Linked DNA regions of Mus musculus: region 1 is linked to region 2. Evidence: chromatin loops called from intact Hi-C (ENCODE). Cell type or tissue: heart. All regions are shown on one strand. Each heading gives the region's core, and the rest is flanking DNA. Links, peaks and the distances in the headings are about the cores only.

Region 1 (5,600 bases), core at 448-5,447, 130 kb after region 2:
TATCATTTTTTTTCTAGACATGGCTTCTCTGTATAGTCCTGGCTGTCATGGAACTCACTCTGTAGACCAGGTTGGCCTCAAACTCAGAAATCTGCCTGTCTCTGCCTCCTAAGTGCTGGGATTAAAGACGTGTGTCACCACTGCCTGGCTTTTAAGAACCCTTATTAAAAGTAACTTTAAAGAAATTTAAGGGGCTGGAGAGATGGCTCAGTGGTTAAGAGCACTGATTGCTCTTCCAGAGGTCCCAAGTTCAATTTCCAGCAACCATCTGTAATGAGATCTGATGCCCTCTTCTGGAGTATCTGAAGACAGCTACAGTGTACTTACATATAATAATAAATAAATCTTTTTTTTTTTTTAACTAAGCCGGGCTAGCGAGATGGCTCAGCAGAGAGCGGGGTTGATTACAGCGAACAGGGTTGACCTGAATGAGCAGGGTGGATTGGAGCAAGCAGAGGTCCTGAAATTCAATTCCCAACAACCACATGAAGGCTCACAGCCATCTGTACAGCTATAGTGTACTCACATACATTAAATAAATAAATAAATAATAAATCTGTACAGCTACAGTGTACTCACATACATTAAATAAATAAATAAATCTTTTTAAAAAATTTAAGCCAACATGAGCATGTGTTTACCATTTTTGTATTTTTTTAGGCCAAGTACCAGCCTAGGCTAGCACACAGCATCCTAAGTACCTGAGGAAGAGCCTGATTTTGTGATTCTCCTGTCTAAACCTCCCGAATGCTAGGACAAGGCATACTTCATCACACCCAGCAGGTTACCATCTTGTTGTTCCTTTTGGAGTTTGCTGAGGAAACTGAGACTAAGGGAGATGGGATGCCCTGCTTGGAGATTCACAGGCCTGCTCTGAGGTCCCAGAGCCAAGCTGACCCTCGGGCGCCTCACCAAACCCATTCCTGAGCTGGTGCCAAGGCTGAAAAGAGAAACTGGCCCAGGGCCCAGACCTGCTGGTGCTGCAGCCTGGGGTGAGGGACCCTTGCCTGGGAATCTGCAAGGCTCAAAGAGCTATTTATAGGCCCACTCTGGGATTTAGAAGGTCCCCATCTCCAGCCTGGAAGTCCCTGTCTGTTACTGGCACCCTGAAGTTAGCTTCAGGAGATGAGGTGAGGGGGCAGCAGAGTGGCTCAGAGGTCACGTGGGTGGATGGAAGCTCCTAGACAACCAGGTCTCAGGGATAGTGCCCCTCTAATTGTACAGGAATATAGCCAAGGTCATAGTGGATAGTCATACACAGTGCCACCAACCACCTGAGGAGGATTGGGAGTTTATGACTATTTTCTTGACTGCATAGTAAATCTGAGGCCATCCTGGGCTACGGAAAATCCTGTCTCATTAAATAAACAAATACATAAATAAATAGAAAAGCCAAGTGTAGTGATGTATGACTTTAATCTCAACACTTGCAAGGCAGACACAGGTGGATCTCTGTGAGTTTGAGACCGGCCACACAGTGATCTCCAGGACAGTCAGGGCTACAGAGAGAGACCTTGTCTTGAAAACAAAAACAAAAACAAACAAAACAAAACAAAACCCCAAAAAGCCCCAAAGAACTAAAAAAAAAAACAAACAAAAAAAAAACAGTCCAGGGTTGGGAATGGGCTAGATAGACCCAGTCCTCCATGTGACACCCTCCTGCTTCAGGGCTTGGAGGGGGACGGGAAGGAGGCGGCTCTCAGGCTCCCTGACTCAGGGATGAATGCACCATGTTGGCTACTTCACTGGGAACTCAGAGCTACTAATTCCCTGGTGAAACAGGAGGCTCTTTCATGCCCAGGCGCCAGTGGGGTGAGGAGGCGGGAAGAGAGTAGGGAGCTGGCAGTGTCCCAGGGGGCCAGGCAGCCTCATGCCAGGGCCAGAAGCAATACAGGAAGGATGGCGGCTGGGATTCTATGCAGTCTCTTCAGGCACCACAGCCACCTTTTTTGTGTTGAGTGCCATAGAGGTAACACAGCCAGCCATTGGCAGGGTAGTGATGAGTCCATGCCTAGAGACAGACTTGTCTATGAGCCCTAGTGTCCCAAGTGTCATTGTTACTGGGCGTCAACCCAAAGGGCCTACTTTTCACAGGCAGGAAGTTGAGCTCAGAGGTCAAAGGTTTGTCTGAGAACACATAGCCAAACGTTTAATGACGCATGGCCTTGGAAAACAGCTAGGCTGAAGCTGGATGGCCTGGCAAGGAAGGCCCTGCATTTCTGGGCTGGCAGGGCATCCCTCCTGATGTGACCCAGTTACCCTGCCAGGCCTGCTTCCTGGGGCGGACTTAGGAGACACCGGTGGGATGCTAAGGAACCCTCTGGCGCTCACAGAAAGAGGAAAGATCAGAGGCCATTCAACCCAGAGGCTGCTCTGTCTTGGGAGTCTTCATTCAGAGAGCAGGCTGGGGTTCCACCCTCTCCCCAAAGCTGCTGCAGACCAGTGGGAAGTGGCTCCCTAGCTCTCATTCAAACCTGTTGTCTGTGTCACCTGATTCTATGTTTTTGCTAATCCCTGGCCTGGAACTCTTTCTCTTCCAGAAAGCCCTTCCTTTAGAAAGTCTCCCTGCTTCTTCAGTCTCTTTGTTCCTGTGACTCATCCCTGAACCCATGATGTTTGGGGTGTCTATGTCTGGTTTTGTTTGCTCCCACTGGGACACACTCCTCTGCATCCTCTGAAATCCACCTTACACCATTCTTTGACCAAGTCTTCCATAACATGTTAGGAAAGCATTCGCTGAGAGACTGATTTATCCTTCGCGCTGGTGATGGGACCCAGTGCCTTGCACTTTCTGGGCAGCCTGCTATTGAGCTCCTTAGCTGAGGAGATGGCTCAGTTGGTAAAGTAGCTGACCCTGATGACTCAAATGCAATCCCCAGGACCCATGCGGTGAAAGGAGAAAGCTAACTCCTACACGTTATGCTCTAACTTCCACATATTAATAAAAGTAATACAAAAAGTAGACTCTGGAAAATGTTTGAGAGCACTTCCTGTTCTCGCAGAGGACCTACAGTCGGTTTCCAGCAGCCTCACTGGAAGTGGTGGTACAGGAGATCCCATGTTCTCTTCTGGATGGACAATTACCAGACATGTATAGTATACAAACACTCAAGCAAAACACTCATTACACATTAAAGTGTTTTTAATTAAAAAATATACTTTAATCCCAATACGGGGCGTGAAGGTGCATGCCTTTAATCCCAGGGCTCAGGAGGCAGAGGCAGGAGGATTTCTGGGAGTCTAGGCGGCCATTACCTGCGAGGCAAATTCCGGGCAGCCAAATCTACACGAGACCCTGTCTCAAAAATATATTAGGCAGATCTGCTACTGTCCATGTTAGCATGAAACGTAAGCCCTGCAGGAGATGGATTTAGGGTCGGAGCAGGACGCAAGGGCTGGGGGTGACTGATGCACCCAGTAGCACGGCCTCTTCAACATTTATTTTGGCCTCTTTGGAAGGCAATGGGGTGCAGGGCTCCCAAGCTGCATCCACGGCGAGCAAGGCCTTCTGCAGGTAGACATGATCACAGGAAGGCCATGGGAACATTTTGTAGCCACTAGGTGTGTAGTTCAACAGAACCAGAAACCTCAGTGTGAGGGCCCTTTAAGAGGCGAAGGGGAGGTGCCATAAACCCCGCCCCGGCCCCGCGAACGGAACAGTGTCTGTGTAGCACTGCGCGTGCGCTATCCGCACGCGGTTCCGGGTTCGTAGATCTGCAGAGCCGCTGGGGCTCGGTTGGTTTAGAAAGCTGCTTTTAGTGTTCCTCCGGTTCCCAGATCGCCCACCTTGTCATATAGAGGTGGCCGGGGGTAGGGAGTGTGGCCGCTAGATCAAGTTGGGAGTGGCAGCGCCGGGCTTCGAACTCGCGTTCCGCGAGTCATCCTAGAACTGTGATGACTCAGTCTTTGGTTTGTCCGGACACTGTGAGCAGGTGAGACTCAGTGTAGATCTGGGCGCGGGGGCGGAAGAACTGGGAGCTGAGTTGTGGAGACGAGGCCCAGATGGCAGCTAGCTGGGGTCCAGAATCAGGAACCTGGAGCAGCCTGGGGGCGGAGCCAGGTGGTAGAGTCCCGTGGTTTAAGTGGTGTGTTGCCTGGTGCATCTGTTCCCTGGCTGGGGGTGCGGTCTGGTAGTTAAGTTCCTGGCTGTTGGTAGCAGAGTTCTTGGGTGTGGGGCCGGCCGGCCTGGTGGGTGGCTCACAGCAAGGATGTCCAAGTGTTGAGGCCCCTAACCTGGTCCTGTCCTGCAGGGTCAGTTCTGTGCTCAATCGCAACAGCCGGCAATTTGGAAAGAAACATCTTTTTGACCAGGATGAAGAGACGTGCTGGAACTCTGACCAGGTGAGGTGCTTCTATACCCCTTCATTCCAAGTGTAGGGGTGTAGAAGATGCAAGGTTACAGGGTGCCTTGAGATCTCTGGGGAGACTAGAAAGCACAGTGTGCTTGTACCCTTCCTGTGCTGGCCGTGGCAGTGACACTTGAAAGATGAACAGACAAAAAACAAACAAACAAAAAAGGCGGGCAGTGGTGGCACACGCCTTTAATCCCAGCACTTGGGAGGCAGAGGCAGGTGGATCTCTGAGTTCGAGGCCAGCCTGGTCTACAAAGTGAGTTCCAGGACAGCCAGAGCTACACAGAGAAACCCTGTCTTGGGGAAAAAAAAAAGAAAGAAAGATGAACAGAACATCATAGGGCCCTAACCTTGCAGTTACCAAGTGCCTCAGTTTATCCCTCTGCTTCCAGGGCCCCTCCCAGTGGGTGTCACTCGAGTTTCCCCAGTGTGTTCAGATCACACAGCTGCAGGTGCAGTTCCAGGGTGGCTTCTCCAGTCGCCACAGCTGCCTGGAAGGTACAAGAAAGCTGAGAGGTGGGGTGTCCACAGGGTTCCCTGGATTCTTAGCCCATTTCTCCATTGCAGGTTCACGGGGTGGGGAGGCACTCAGCAAGATTGTAGATTTCTACCCTGAGGACACCAATGCCCTTCAGATATCCTGCCTGTCTTGTGGTGGGAGGGATCTGGTTTTCTACAAGCTTCAGGTCTTTGGGTGTGGTGGTAATGGCACTGGGGAGGCTGGGGCAGGAGGATCCAGAATGCCAGGCCAGCTTGGACCAGACCCTGTCTCAAAAGAATCAAAGCTTTGACCTCCTCCGCAGGAGTAGGAACTGCTTCTCTGTGCTTTAGTGCCCTGGAGGGGCAGCAGGAAGATCAGGAGTTCAAGGTCAGCCTCAACTACAGTTTGAGGCCAGCCTGGGTTACCTGAGACCCCCATATTTAAAAGAAAAAGAAAAAAAGGTGCTATTGATTTCTTGCTGGGTATGAGAATCAAGAGCCTTTAGTCAGTGGCCCATCGGGTGGTCTCTGGACTGGGAAGGTGGGGCCTGATGGGTCAGAGATAAAACCACCATTTCCTTGACTGCAAGAAGTCACACCTTCTCCATCCCCACAATGGAGGTGGACCGACTGAAGTTGACTTTTGAGGACACCACCGACTTTTTTGGCCGTGTAGTCATCTACCACCTGCGGGTGCTGGGTGAGAAGGCAGGGTGAGAAGCGGCTATTCTTCCAGGAAGCCCCCCTGGGAGGCACCCTGAAGACCTT
Region 2 (5,831 bases), core at 450-5,449:
TTCCTTTGGGCCAGGTCAAAGTCACCTAAAACTTACAGACATGTAGTTCTCTGTCTCTTGCCCCCATAGCACCTTTTCCAGACCTAGGATGACCCATTTCCTGCTTTTGTCCTTTCAAACCAAGGTTACAACCTGGGGCTCCTCTTTTGATCAAGGGGTAAATCAGAGGCTCAGGGTGGTGCAGGAAACCCTGATAGAGCAAAGGAGTGCTTTCTTCTCTTTTCTTCAGGAAAGGAAGGTCCTCTGTCTGCAGATGGACAGGGCAGGAAGTGGATTCACCCCATAGGTTTGACCTTGTGATAATAGGGAGACAATGTTTCTGCCTTGTCTCTCAGTGCCTACAGTCTTCTAACACTGGCCTCAAATGTCAGGAAAATGTAATACAGTAGGGGATATTGCCCATCTACAATGCCAACACTCAAGAGGCTAAGGCAGGGAAACTATCAAAAGTCTGAGGTCAGAGTAAGCTACATGACAAGACCCTATATCAAAAAAGAAAGGAAGTTGGGTATGGTAGGTAGCCCATGACTTTAATCTCAGTGCTTGAAGAGTCAGAGGCAGGCAAATCAGGAAGACCTCTGTCTAGGGCTACATAACAGAGATCTTGTCTCCAAAAAATTAAAAAGGGAAAAAAAAGGAAAGAAAATACAGTAACACACTCAAATCCCAAGACATTAGGGGGAATGCTTTGTTTTTGTTTTTGCATATAGGTCTCCTAACTTTCTCTCTAGCCCCAAAAGTCCTCTAAAAACTAAGATAAAAGTCATGAAAAAAAAAATCCAACACTCTGAAAGGTTAAACAAGATGATTCAAAGACAGCCTAGCTACATACATGAGCACTTTGAGAGCAGCCTGGGCTACAGAGTGAAAGACCATGTCTAAAAATTAAAACACAATGATAACTGAGAAACCCCAAAACTGTCATGAAAGAAAACTAAAGGAAAGAAAACATGTCTAAGTCTTTCCCTTCACAGCAGAGATTTGGATACCATACAGAAATAGAGGAATCTTGAAATTAGTGGCTCCGAAGCTAAATGATAAGTCTCTCACACAGAAATGAAGGAGAGAACTCTCAAGAAGAGAAAAATCCCAGGCAAGTAGGTAGGGAGCACCTATGCTGCAGGATCCCTCAGGAAAATGAGGGATCCACAGTGCCTCTTCTAAGGAAAAGGGTTACCTAGCTAAAGTGGGGACAAAGGACAGGCATAGTGGCTCACTCCTATAATGCTGCTGTCAGTCTTCAGTCTGAGGCAGGAAGATGACCATGAATTTGTAGCTATCCTGGGTGCAGAGTGAGTTCCAGAACTGCCCCCCCCCCCCCCCGTGAGATCCTGCCTTTTAAAAGAAAGAAGGATGTATGCCTTTGATGCCAGCACTGGAAAGGCAGAGGCAGGCGGATCTCTGAGTTCCAGACCAACACGTACAGAGTGAGGACAGCCAGAACTCACAGAGAAACCCTGTCTCAGAAAAAAATTCAAGGAAAATCTTGCTAGAAAAATCTTAATCCAAGGACAGCCTAAGGTATATAATGTAACAAAAACTGAGTCTCAAAACAATTAAAATGTGGAGAGACCAGGCATGACACAGGCCTTTAATTCTAGCTCACAAGGGCCTCTGCAAGCAGATCTCTGAGTTCAAGGCCACCAGGGAGAGTTACACAGTATGACACCCTCCCACTTCCCCCCTCCAAAAAAAAAGAGAGAGAATGTAAGGTTTGCAAGTTAGGAACAGTTTAGAAAAGTGGGGAAACCCTCCAAGGAGCACATCAGATTTGGGAAAACTTGGAAAAAGAAAGAAGTCACTCAAAATAAGGACAGAAAACCAAGGAGAGAATTTCAGAGAGAGGATCTGTCAAAAAAAAAAAAAAAAAAAAAAAAAAAGGAAAAACAGGAGAAACAACCTCCCCAGAAAATTGTGGGAGGAGGTTCCCCGAGAGGCAGGGTGATCTCAGAAACATCCTCCATAGAAGAGGTCCTCAGAAAGATAGTGTCTCCTAAGGGAAGTGGAACCTTCCTGAGGGAGGCAAGAAATCCCAGAAAGGAAGGGGGGCCACTCATCAGACAAAAAGCTACCTATTACAGAAGCAAGGGGGTGCAGCCAAACACCCTGGAAAGGAGGGGTAGCTCCAGAGAATGACTACAGACCCTCAAAGAGGCAGGGTACATCTCGGGGTAAGGGTCTCAGAAATAGGGGATCCCCTCGGGAACGTAGAAGGTCTGAAATAGGGTTCCTCTCAATACGGAAGATGTACCAGAGAGACTCCCCTGAGAGAGTTGAAAGCTCTCTCAAAAAGAGGTTCGCCCTCAAATAGGAGTTCACAGGGGGGAGCAGAGGGAGGATGCAGATAAACAAGGGTCCCTCAGGTTAGATTCCTCAGCAAAGTTGAGTCAGAAAAAGCAGTGCCCCCTCGGAAAGGGGCCACTCTCAGAAACACAAGATCCCCCTTTCTAAGGTACTCGCGGAAATGCAGGGGTTCGCGAGAGAAGGAGCACCCTCAGAGAGGTGAGGTGCTATAAAGAAAGGGCACCTTCAGACACTAATTCCTCTAAAAAGAGGGTGCTCTCAAACAAGGAGTACCCCAGAAAAGGGCACTCTCAGACCCGAGGGGCTCCTCGACACAGAAGGGGTGCTCTCAGAGACAGGGGGCCTTCAGACGCAGGTTCCCTAAAGAGTCCAGTAGGGAAACGCACTAGCCCGGCCAAGCGGAAGCCGGGGGAGCCCGGGGCACCGGAAGCTGGGGACCCCAGCAGCGGCGCCTGCCCCGCACTCACCGAAGTTGCTCGGCTCCGCGCGATCGGCAGCTGGGCCCCAGGCCAACCTCAGGCAGAGCGCTCGGGTCCGGTCTGGTCGCGTCCCACGGCGACGGCTCCCTCGGGTGGCGCCTGAGGCGGCGGTGGCGACAGGACGACGGACGACCGACGGACCGACTGCGCGGGCGGCGCGGGGCGCGCTCAGGCAGCGAGGGTGCGCGTGCGCGCGCCGGGGCGCTGACCCCGGGCGGAAGGAGCTGCCGCGGCGCGCTCAGAGCCGCCGCTCGGTCTCACCGCTCCTTCTCTCACTGAAATTGCCCGCTTCACAGCCCGGCTTCCCCGGTTGCTAGGCAGATTTTGCCTCTCACACTTCCGGGTTGATGCACGTCTCTCCGAGTGGCGGCGCCGCAGGCCAATGAAGTCTGGCCGGGGCACTCAAGATCGGCACCCCACGAGGGGTGTGGCCAGCCTCAGGACAGACAGTTATCAGCAGCCAATGAGCGCGTTGGCCGGCTGGCCCTCCGGATCGCTCCGGTGGCTGGGACGGGCCTAGGGGGCGGGACAGGATGACTGACAGACGAGCATCCAATGGGAGAATGGAGCGGGTTCCAGAGCCAGTCAACTCGCCATCGGGGAGGGATTTAGGTTTGGGGCGGGAATGCCGTGAGGGGTGCGGTCTTGGAGGACACGTCAATTCGTGGCCCGCTTGCTGGGACCTTGGAGGGCGGTTCGACTGGGCTACCGGGCGGCCAACAACTGGCTGAGCTGAGGGTTCCCCGCTGTGCTCAGCAGGGGCGCCCCACCCACAATGCGCCGGAGGCTGTCGGGCCTGGACAGGCGCCTCTGAGTAGTCCTCAAGTGACTGGTGACTTGGCTTGGTTCCCATGGGCGCTGGGGCTCCTAGGTTCTTCTAGTGGAGGCCTGGTCCTGTCCGTGGCCCTGACCGCCGCCACCTTCTGAAGAGCGTCCGGGGATGCGTCCCCGGCCCGTTCGGAGGAGAACCTTCAGGTTCGCATCGCTGGTCCGGTTCTGAGGACGCCTTCGGCGATCTCGATCTTCACCTACTTTTCTGAGAATTGTGGCGGGATTCAGCATCCCTAAATCTCCTGAATGCTACTGGGATGCGTGCAACTCTCTGAATGGAAGCCCCACCTCAACCCTTTAGATCTAGATCACTTGCTTTCACACCTAGAGGAGAGATCTGGAGCTGGAGCAGCCCTAGATTTCCCCTCACCCTTTACTCAAGTTGTAGCCATTTACCTCCAACAACAACTCCTCCTTCTCATTATGTATCTCTGGATGGCCTGAAACTTAGAACTCTCACAGCTATTTGCCCGCCTCTCTCTGCCTTCTGAGCTCTTTCGGCTTTATTTTGTTTGGTTTGGGGGAGGGAGGGGTCCTTTATTATTTAGCATTTATTGTATTTATTGGGTTTGATGTGCATGCCATGACAAGCATGTTTAAGTCAGAGGATAGCTTGAAGGCGTTAGGCCTCCTTTTCTTTCTTTCTTTCTTTCTTTCTTTCTTTCTTTCTTTCTTTCTTTCTTTTTTTTTTTTTTTTTTTTTTTAAGATTTATGCCGGGCATGGTGGCGCACGCTTTTAATCCCAGCACTCCGGAGGCAGAGACAGGAGGATTTCTGAGTTCCAGGCTAGCCTGGTCTACAAAGTGAGTTCCAGAACAGCCAGGGCTATACAGAGAAACCCTGTCTCGAAAAAACAAAAACAAAAAAGATTTATTTATTATTATAATCTAAGTACACTGTAGCTGTCTTCAGACATACAGGAAAAGGGCATCAGATCTCATTACCGATGATTGTGAGCCACCATGTGGTTGCTGGGATTTGAACTCAGGACCTTCAGAAGAGCAGTTGGTGCTCTTAACTGCTGAGCCATCTCTCCAGCCCTAGGCCTCCTTTTCTATGTGGGTCCCAGAGATCAAACTCAGGGTCTCAGGCTTTGTGGCAAGAACCTTTACATTTTGAGCCCATTGTTTTGTTTTTGAGACAGGGTACTAGACATCTATGTAAAGCAGGTTACTCTCAAACTTAAAAGATTTACCCTTCCTTTGCCTTTCAAGTACTGGAACTGAAGGCATGTCCCACCAAGCCTGCAGGATGTGTTTTGATATCTCCTGTATCCCACCCAGACTAGCTTCAGACTTACTACTATGTAGCTGAGGATGACCTTGAATTCTACTATTCCCTGATTAACTCTTGGTTTCTCCATCTCCATAATTTCTCTGCTAGATAGGAACTTTCCAAAACCCTTTCTGCTTCCCAACCACTTCCAGATAAAATCTAATCTGTCATCCCAAATTTAACACATCATTTGGCAAAAGTTAAAGCAAAAAGAGCTTCAACTATCTTCCCCCATTTTAAAAGTATTTATATTATGTGACGGTTGCTTTGCTTGTCTGAACCAAGTACGGTGTCCCCACTGTATGCCAGAAGAAGGCATCAGATTCCCTGGAACTGGAGTCACAGACAATTATGAACTGCTATGTAGGGTCTAGGAATCGAACCTGGACTAGAAAAGCAGCCAAGTGCTCTTAACCTCTGAGCCATCCTTCCAGTTCTGTCCCTTTTTAAGCAGGATCTCATGTAGCCCAGGTGGCCTTAAATGTCCTCCAGTTACAAGTAAGGCCTTGAACTCCTGATCCTCAGGCATAGACATCCCAAGTATGACAGGTATGTGCCATCACACCCAGTTTCTGCAATGCTTGTGCTAATCTTGTAGCTTATTAGTGGAACTTCATCTGGAGCCCCCTCTTATTTTCTTCAGCAGAGTCTCTTGTTGCCCAGACTGGTATCAAAATCCTCTTTCTGACGCCATCTTTCCTATGCCAAAATGGCAGGAGTGCACTACCATGCTTGACCCTTAATTCATTCCAAAGTCCTTGCCTGGTTTATAACCCTGCCCCCAAAGGACCCAGGTTTGTCTAAATAGGTAACCAAATAACCTAGTGAGTCAAAGTCATGAAAAGGCACAGACGAGAAAGACCTTCAGCTCTGAGGGTGCAAATGGTAAGCTGTGGTTGCTGTTACTGAAGACAACACGCATGGCCAGGCACACAGGTCACC

Evidence for each region. A loop is a pair of places that touch in the nucleus more often than their neighbours do. Peaks named below come from ENCODE experiments on the same cell type or tissue, not always from the same donor. Only the 100,000 strongest peaks of a DNase experiment are listed, where the experiment ranks them.
Region 1: a loop joins it to region 2, with 2.1 times the contacts of the local background. A loop is called at or near these places in 1 of 42 quality-filtered maps.

Annotation. Positions count from the first base shown.
Region 1 is chr8:70,127,668-70,133,267 of GRCm38, forward strand. It overlaps Rfxank (regulatory factor X-associated ankyrin-containing protein), which reads right to left. Exons shown (of 9, transcript NM_011266.2): 9 at 3,139-5,600. It overlaps Nr2c2ap (nuclear receptor 2C2-associated protein), which reads left to right and starts at 3,660. Exons shown (of 5, transcript NM_001025586.2): 1 at 3,660-3,932; 2 at 4,251-4,341; 3 at 4,745-4,850; 4 at 4,920-4,987; 5 at 5,430-5,600. The coding sequence starts at 3,895. The coding sequence ends at 5,549. In heart, for the core only: a CTCF peak has its summit at 3,527; DNase peaks (open chromatin) are centred at 954, 2,014 and 3,584; H3K4me3 peaks cover 1,280 bases; H3K27ac peaks cover 1,092 bases.
Region 2 is chr8:69,993,172-69,999,002 of GRCm38, forward strand. It overlaps a transcript of Gatad2a not described here. Among named protein-coding and RNA genes, the nearest start is that of Gatad2a, 22 kb to the left of the region's middle. In heart, for the core only: CTCF peaks have their summits at 3,176 and 3,524; a DNase peak (open chromatin) is centred at 3,390; H3K4me3 peaks cover 2,378 bases; H3K27ac peaks cover 2,225 bases.